2 separate regions of the Homo sapiens genome follow, and region 1 is linked to region 2. The links are chromatin loops, found by intact Hi-C in ENCODE. Cell type or tissue: mammary epithelial cell. All regions are shown on one strand. Each heading gives the region's core, and the rest is flanking DNA. Links, peaks and the distances in the headings are about the cores only.

The links. Peaks named below come from ENCODE experiments on the same cell type or tissue, not always from the same donor. Only the 100,000 strongest peaks of a DNase experiment are listed, where the experiment ranks them.
Region 1: a loop joins it to region 2, with 2.2 times the contacts of the local background. A loop is called at or near these places in 1 of 110 quality-filtered maps.

What each region holds. Positions count from the first base shown.
Region 1 is chr3:156,335,222-156,339,622 of GRCh38, reverse strand. The region is part of intron 1 of KCNAB1 (potassium voltage-gated channel subfamily A regulatory beta subunit 1); the gene reads right to left. Among named protein-coding and RNA genes, the nearest start is that of KCNAB1-AS1, 110 kb to the left of the region's middle. In mammary epithelial cell, for the core only: no CTCF peak of the experiment used is centred there; no DNase peak of the experiment used is centred there.
Region 2 is chr3:156,209,133-156,213,533 of GRCh38, reverse strand. The region is part of intron 1 of KCNAB1 (potassium voltage-gated channel subfamily A regulatory beta subunit 1); the gene reads right to left. Among named protein-coding and RNA genes, the nearest start is that of KCNAB1-AS2, 17 kb to the left of the region's middle. In mammary epithelial cell, for the core only: no CTCF peak of the experiment used is centred there; a DNase peak (open chromatin) is centred at 1,743.

The DNA.
Region 1 (4,401 bases), core at 210-4,209, 130 kb before region 2:
ATCACAAAACAGGCTGGCCTTTTGCATGGATTGAAGTAGGCAAAGTTGTGAGCAGAGGCCATAATAATAAAGGCACTGGAGCCACAGATCTGAAGTTTGAACCATGGTTCTGCAACTTGTCACCTTTGGACAGACCACTTCACTTCTCTGAACCTCAACTCCTCCTCTGTAAAATGAGGTAATAGTCACCATCCAGGGCTGTTGTAAAGATCAGAAATAAACACAGAGTAGGCACTTAAATTTGGGTGTGTGTGTGTGGCGGGGGGTGTTATTATCTTGGGTCCCAACTAGGTGCACTAAGAATAGACCTTACTGCTGCAAACTTTATTCTGAGAGGTAAATAAAATAGTCCTTATGTTCCAGGATGTCAAAAAAGAGTAGCTATGGAACAAAACATTAGTAACTATTGCTAAAATGTAGATACCATGCCTACACCTGGACTACACATGCATTCCTCCTCTAGGGGGAAACTTCACAATCATTTAGTGTGGACCAGAGTCACTGGATCATTCATACCCCGACCCCTGAGCGCAGGCCAAGTTCCTGCCTTCCCCTGTCAATCTGAGCTGCCTACTCAACCCTTGCCATGCCCCTTGCTGGATATAATTTGCCTTTCCTGGGAATATCTCTGTACTTTGACTGTATGTTTCTAAAGATATGTGTTAGCAGTGTTGTTGGAATTTTGGTGGTGTTGAGGCCGTATTGTGGTCAGGTGACTGGGAGCACCCCAATCCTGCCTGTGACACTGCCCACCTGGCCACAGCCCCATGAGGTGCCAAGGGAGATAAAGGCACAGGACAATGACTCACTGAGATGAGCAAGGAGGAGAATGCTCTCTCCTCTGCTAGCCAGAGTTTGCTGGCACTCCCGAAAGCAGAATCATGGGAACTGGAACCTGGGACATGGTCAGGGATAGAGACCCAATGGGTCTGTTTTCTCTCCCTTAAACTTACACTTGAAATTTACCACACTCTGGGATGCTTAGTGAAATGAAAGAAAGTGCAAATGCTAGGCCAGGTGCAGTGGCTCACGCCTGTAATCCTAGCACTTTGGGAGGCCAAGGTGGGTGGATCACCTGAGGTCGGGAGTTCAAGACCAGCCTCACCAACATGGAGAAACCCCATCTCTACTAAACAATACAAAAATTTGCTGGGTGTGCTGGCACATGCCTATAATCCCAGCTACTAGGGAGGCTGAGGCAGGAGAATCGCTTGAACCCGGGAGGCGGAGGTTGCGGTGAGCTGAGATTGTGCCATTGCACTCCAGCCTGGGCAACAAGAGTTAAACTCTGTAAAAAAAAAAAAAAAAAAAAAAAAAAAGTGCAAATGCCAAAGAAAGTATAAGATGAGTGACTCCCCAAGGGAAAGTGGGCCACTGTTTTCAACCTAAAAGGAAGAAAAGAGAGTTCTGTCTCCATATGCAAAACCTTTGAACACACAGCAAACTGACTGATGTGACCTTGGAACTTGATCAACCAGATTTGTGAATCCTTCCTTGAAGCAGGCAGTACCTGGAGAGGCACAGAGAGTTGGACCATCCCCTCATCTCTGGAGGCCAGCAGCATATATCACCCAGTGGCTTGCAACATTGTTACTTGTGTATACATCAGCAAAATTGTTACTTGTATATACATCGCCATCCCCACCAGACTATAAACTCTTTAACAATAGGATCTGCTATTAGTTCATACTGCAGTGTTTGGAACAGAGAAATAGATAATACTTGAATGTGACACGGCATAAAGAAAGAAAACAGTATTAATCAAACATGCTTTATTGCTATGTTACATACTGAAATTTATCATTGTATTTAATTGTCACAATCATTTTTTCAGGTAGGGATGGATCACTGTTCTCTTTCACACGAGGCTGAGTCACAACTTACCTAAGGTTACTAGTGGCAAATACTAAGTGGAGAGAGAGGTGTGAACCCAGATTTGTCTAACTCTGAGACTGTGATCTTTACATTCACTGTGATTTCCTTTAAGGTTCCAGAATAGAGTGAAATGTACTATCAACCACACACAGTGAATGTACTTTCACACTCTGAATGGATGTACTCTGGCTCTACAAAGGGGACTCATCGGTGGAGAAGGCAGTGCCCACTTGGTGCCTCTAGGCAAAGTGAACTCTGGCTCCAGGAGGAGGAGGAAGAAGAAGAAGGAAAATGAAAAGGGAAGGATGAGAGAATAAGGAATGAGGAGGAAGATACAGAAAGGAAAAAAGAAGACAGTGGGGGGAAAAAAGAACATGAAACAAGTCAAACCATTATTATTTAGCTCTCTGATTCCTATGAGAAATGCTCCAGTCTCTCTTGGCAAATAGTGCTAAAGCTATCAGCCCTGTACTCCTCAAAATAGCAACTTCCTCACTCCAACCCGCCCCAACTTCAGTGTTCTCAGGTGATGATTTATTTCCAACTTATCTCACTTGCATATAATGCAATTTTATTTCTAGAGGAGGAGTTATTGGTCTTTCAGGTAGAAATAGATGATTTGAATGTCTGTACATCTAAACGCCATGTGAATTATGTAAACTTAGTACAATTGGTAGCAAAGGCAAAAAGTTGGGATAATAAGGTAACAATAATCGCAGTCACTTATAAAACTCTGATTTTTACTTGCCGACCAATTCTTCACACTACAATAGCATTTTCAGTAGGTCTTATGTCTAGTCCTTGCACTTCAAGTAGCTATGAACATATAATGCTAATCTAATCTGCATTTATCACAAAAATCTAGTTTTGGGATTGTAGTCTTTGGATTTCTCGTGTGAAAGTTGCTTATGAATCTGGGCATGATTGAACTGTGATGTATCAACTCACCAAACTCCACAACTGGTTCAGCTAACTGGGCTGCCCAAGTGGGTGTCCATTCTTCCTTCCTGCTCCTTGTATTTTTTTCTCAAGATAAAGCACTTGTTCAAAAGAAAGAACACTCCCTTAGAATCTGCAAAAGGCATCTCCAGGTTTGTCACTGGAAATTTACCATGAACACATATGTACAAATACATCAGTCTAATTTTTCATCAATATAAAAATCAGCACCCAAATGTCCTTAATCCATGCCATTCTGAACATGTACAATTCAAGGACGGTCAAAATTAAACTCCAGATTCTCTTCAGGGTGCTGTTTAGAGTTATGGCCGTAGATTAGCTTGAAAGAGTATTTGTTGTTATTCTCCATACATTATGAAACTAATTCAGTAACAGCCATATGGTTAAAAGTATTGTTACTCTTTTTTTGTTTGTTTGTTTGTTTGTTTTACAGAGTCTCACTCTGTTGTCCAGGCTGGAGTGCAGTGGTACGATCTCAGCTCACTGCAACCTCCGCCTCCCAGGTTCAAGCAATTTTCCTGCCTCAGCCTCCCAAGTAGCTGGGATTACAGCCACCTGCCACCACATCTGGCTAAATTTGTTGTATTTTTAGTAGAGTCGGGGTTTCGCCATGTTGGCCAGGCTGGTTTCGAACTTCTGACCTCAAGTGATCCGCCCACCTCAGCCCTCCAAAGAGCTAGGATTACAGGTGTGAGCCATCACGCCTGGCCTGTTACTTTTAAATATGTTCTAGATTCCAAAAATTAAGTTAAACCAATAATTATAGTTCCTAGAATTGTAACCAATGTTTCTGACTTTTTACTCCCAAGTAGATAACCACAAATCAACTTCACAAAAATGACATCTCACAGTAAAATATAAAATGCACAATGTTAGCCAAAAGGACCTCAAGCTATTATTTTCATATCTGTGTAATGCAAAAAAAAAAAAAAAACCCAAACAATTTTATAGAATCACACTTTGACAGTTAGCACTGTTTTTTTGAAGGCATTGTGTTCTTTCTATCTAAGCACAATATTGATTTATTGTTTTATTATAAGCTCATGTCATCAAATACCAAACGACAGGTGAAATGTTGACAAGGAAAAGAAAAATGAAAGATTTTTTCTTGAGGTATCTCAGTGTTAGTTGAAAATGATATGTTCCAGAGTCTGGAAATCCTAACACAATTACTTCCTTACCTGGAAATCTAGATAATGTCTGGATATTGATGGATTAATATGTTTAACAAATAATTTTAGTGTTTAATATGTGCTAGGACATGCAATAGGAGTAAATAGAGCTATAGTCCTCAATGGCAAGGAACTCACAGTCAAGGGAAGACCAGACACGTGTGTAAATAATTTCATAGTATGTGAGGAGTAATGGAGGTGTCAGCTGGTGTCGTGATTGGTGTATGTATAAAGTGGTGACTCAAAGAGGGAGTAGCCACTTTCCTTGGTTAGAGGCAGAAGAAAAAGCAAGGTAATGACAGAGGGCAAAGGGGAGGGTGTGTAAACACACAGGAGGAGGAAGCTGGAGTAGGCTCTTGAGGAATAAGCATTTTCTAGACTAAAAAATAAGGCA
Region 2 (4,401 bases), core at 200-4,199:
GAGCTTAAGAAAGGGAAAAAGGCTGAGCAAGGTGGCTCATTCCTGTAATCTGAGCACTTTGGCAGGCTAAGGCAGAAAGATCACTTGAGCTCAGAAGTTCAAGACCAGCCTGGTCAACATAGTGAGACCCTGTCTCTACAAAAGAAAAATTAGCCAGGCATAGTGATGCATGCCTTTAGTTCCAGCTACTCCAGAGGCTGAGGGAGAGAATTGCTTGAGCCCAAAAATTTGAGGCTGCAGTGAGCCATGACCCCACCACTGCATTTCAGCTTGGGTAACAGAACGAGACTCTGTCTCAAAAGACAAAAAAAAAAAAAAGTGAAAGAGACTGATAGGACTCCACATTGTTTTATTTGGGTAACTAAGAGAATACTGGCACTTCTAACAGACACAGGAGGACAGCACCTTCCTCCTTACCCCATACTCAGCCCATCACCAGATCCTACTGGTGTTAGTTACTAAGCGAGCTGTTCCATCTGGCCCAGATCTCCCTGCTTCCACTCGTCCCACCAAATCTATTCTCCAAATAGTGGTCAGAGTGTCTTTATTTTGAAACATCACTCCTCATTGCCTTAAAAGCCTTCCACGGCTTCCCCACTTACTCTGTTGACACAGTCACAATTTTGCACTATCTAGCTGACACGGTCACAATTTTGCACTATCTACAAGGTCCCAGGATTTATGCTCCAGCAGCACTTCTCACCACCTTCCCTCTTGCCCTTTCCATGTGACACACTTTCAGAGCTTTGCCTTCCTCAAGCTCCTCCCATCCCAGAAGTGCTTCCTTGCAGTTCCTCTGCCTGAAGTGCTCGCCTCCCCTCTGTGCCTACCCTTCTGATTTTAACCCAATCATCAATTTCTGGAGGTCTTAGCTGCTTAGGTCAGACCTCTGCAATAAACTCTAGGAGTCAGAAGTGTCATCCTTTGCCACCTGGTAGTGGGTGTGAGTTTACAATCATTTGTCTGCTTGTCTCCCTTCGCATCCCCCACATAGCCAGTAACATCCAGGAGCACCTCCAACCAATCTGTTTCTGCTCCATTGTAGCTATCTCTAAAGCCTGGCCCACAGCCTGCACATAGTAGGGATTTCATAATTAGCTCTTGATTGTGGAATGACTGAAGGAAAAACAGCATTTTTTTATTCATAAAAGAAATCTACCCCATCATCTTTCATAGTATCTGAAACCATCACTAACACTTTATTCCTTTGAGGATTTTCAAGTTTTCTAGAGAGATCAATAAACTGAAAATACCCCTGGGAAAGGTTAGAAAATTTTTCTCTGCTTGGACTTGAGTGTTCCAGGTGAAGAATGTACTGCCTCTTCCCTGGTCTGCACACAGCCTCTGTTCTTTCTATCACTCCACCTCCTATAGCTGCATCTACAGGATGAACTATCACTAAAACTGGGAACCAGGAAGATGCTTGATTCACTGAACTAACATGGTGGGGGATCATGAAGTTCCCTTACAAGGCTTCCTTGCACCCCAGTAAAGAGCTCATCAGTATCATCAGATACCTGAAATCTGGAGGACAAAACTCTCTGTGCAGCCACATTAGCCAGCATCACCCCTTCTGGCCCTGTTTCCCTTCCGGTTTTGACTTGAGAGCCCAAACTCTTCCTCCAATTCTAGCTCCTCCTCAGAGCCTCTTCCTGTGAACAGCTCTTGCTGGGCTTTCCACATCTCAGATAAGAAATTCTGTTGGGCAACCTGCCACAAGTTCAGACACCACCTGGACTGTCACATAGATAGACATATCCCTCAGTTTCCTGGAGTCATTCATTTCCTTTGAGTAATCACCACAGAATTATGAGAAGTGTCAAAGTAAGCCAGTCTCTTGGCCATGGGTAAGTAAATTGGCTGAGTTTTCCGTTACTGAATCATCTATTTCCATCTTCATGGGGCATAATATGATAGCAAGGAACAAACTGCCCTTTGAATGCCTTTTCCACAATAGTGCTTAATTGATCATCCTGTGTGTGGGCATTGGCATAGGACCTGGGGTTATTAAGCTGAGAGATTGATTTTAGAATTTAGTCAATTATATTAGGGCTGAAAGGCATCTACCTGTTTTGATAATATCCAGACGAAGCAACTGATGATTACCCAGAAATCCAACCCATTGCATTGGCCATATATCTAAAACTAATGCATGTTTGCATATTACAAATATTAACCATTGCAGATAATTATTTAACAAGTTCAAAAGTAATAATTTGCTGGAATGCATCAGGCAGTAAGCAAACCTTGAAGACAATTTCTAATTAGTAATGCATTTTGTGACTTTTTTTGTTCTCCCCCTTTGATATATAGTTCCCCAGAATAAGGTATGAAAATTTTCAGTCATGATAATTTGATTCTCATTTCTGACTCCTCTTCAATATTCTCTCAGCATGGATGAGAGGACACTCCACTGCACCCCTTTTTTCACTGCCCACACTCATACTGAGGACCATCTCAAATCTCTGTTTGACACCAAACACAGCCTGACAGCTTGGATTTCATTATCATTCACAAAGGAATTTTTCTCTCTTTTAAAAAATCTTTGAAACCTCCACATTGCATTTGGCCAACTCTGCTTCCTGGACCAAACCCTGTGGAAAATCATACTATGAGGCACCCACCCACGAATTTGTTTACCCCATGTCCTCTTTGAGCAAGTAAATAATAAAATAACTTTGAAAGTGGAAGGGATTTTTCCAGAAGGGCAATACCCAGCCAAGAGACACTGAAGCATGGCTTCCAGATGCAGGTGCCTGCCAGGTACAGTCCCAGCCCACTCCCAGGGAACCCTGTGGGGAGCAGAGAAAGCCCAGGGTCTGGGATCAAAAGACACAGCTTCTAGTGTCAGTGCTGCCACTTGCTCCTGAATTTTAGGACCATCTCTGGACCCGGTTTGGTGATGGGTGAGGTGCCATTTTAGCTAGCATGGCTGCTCTCAGCATGGTGTCAGGCACATCATGGTGATCAATAATTATCTTTTGCATGCAGAGATGAATGGATGATGCGAGTGTTTTGTAAATATCATGATGACTGGCTCTCTCTAGTACAGGCTGAGGAAATAACCTCTATCTGCTGGAGCCCTCTGACCTCCAGAAAGCATAAACAGAATGCATAGGAAATCACCCAAATTTTCTGTACTACAGATACAATCCAGAATTATAACCCAGGATAGTGTGAAAACTAAGAATGAGATCTGTATACATTCATATCTAGCCTAAATTCTGTTCTTTACACAACACTTCAGAAAAAGTGAAATGTACCCCAAGTAAAATGGAGGCCCTGCTCCATAGAGCAGGGCCAAGTTCTCAAACAAAGCAAGGGGAGGCAGAGGCATTCCTGGTCAGCGAGCTGCCCATGCCTTCCTGAGCAGCAACCCTCAGCTCACCGACAGTCTCAGCCTGTGCTTCTTCCACTCCAATTCAATAACCCAGTGCAGTCTGACAGTTTGCTTAGTGAGCAGCCATGAGGAGTGCAGATCATTGTAGATGTCCTGCAGGGAAGCAGGGAAACTGGCACAATGTATTGATGATTTAGTAGTTTTAAATTAATATCAAGCTAACAGTTTAAAGATCTTTTTTTCAAGAAATTGTCTCTAATGTCTAATGCGGAATGCAAGTGCACTGGTTTGAAATTAGCTCATTTGATTTCCGTCACTGCTCCAAGCCCTTATCTTTCTGCCATTCTGGAGAAATGTTTGCTATGCAATAAACAGTTTGAACAAGATGCTGAAGGCATTTAACCTTGATAAGAGAATAAACTCTTTGAAATAAATTTAGTAGACTTGCAGACACACCAATATTGAGCATGTTTGTCAGCCCCCACACAACATACTTCCTTATGCCTCTGTGCTATGGTGGAATTTTCCAGACATCTTGTGTTCTGTTCACATCTGTGACCTGAAAGTACAGATATTTTCAGATTCCTGAAAGTATCTGTATCAACATGAACTGAAATGCATGCAGTCTATATTTTGTCTAAACTATCAAAGCCATAACACCTGTCTTTAATGTTCAGGAAATATTTGGAAATTTTCTTTTCTTCAAAGCATTATGCTTTTAGACTAAAGTTCATTGACGTGAGTGTTGGCTTATTAATTAAGGTAAGCATTGTACATAGGCAGGAGCCCTTTCATGACCTTTTCCCCTAAAGGAGAGCATTCTCCATTATTTTGAATAAACTGCAAACAAAATACCAGTTAACATAAGTACAGTCTGTTTCCCTGCCATAGTACCTTTGCACATGCTATTTGCTCTGCCTAGAGTACCCACCCTAATCCAACTCCAGCTCAACTCCCACGTCCCTTCCAGAAGCATTCCCTGGCTCTTGCCCCTCTTTCCACCAAGCCAAACTGTGTCTTCTCTGCACCATTAATACCATACACACTCTGATTATGGAACT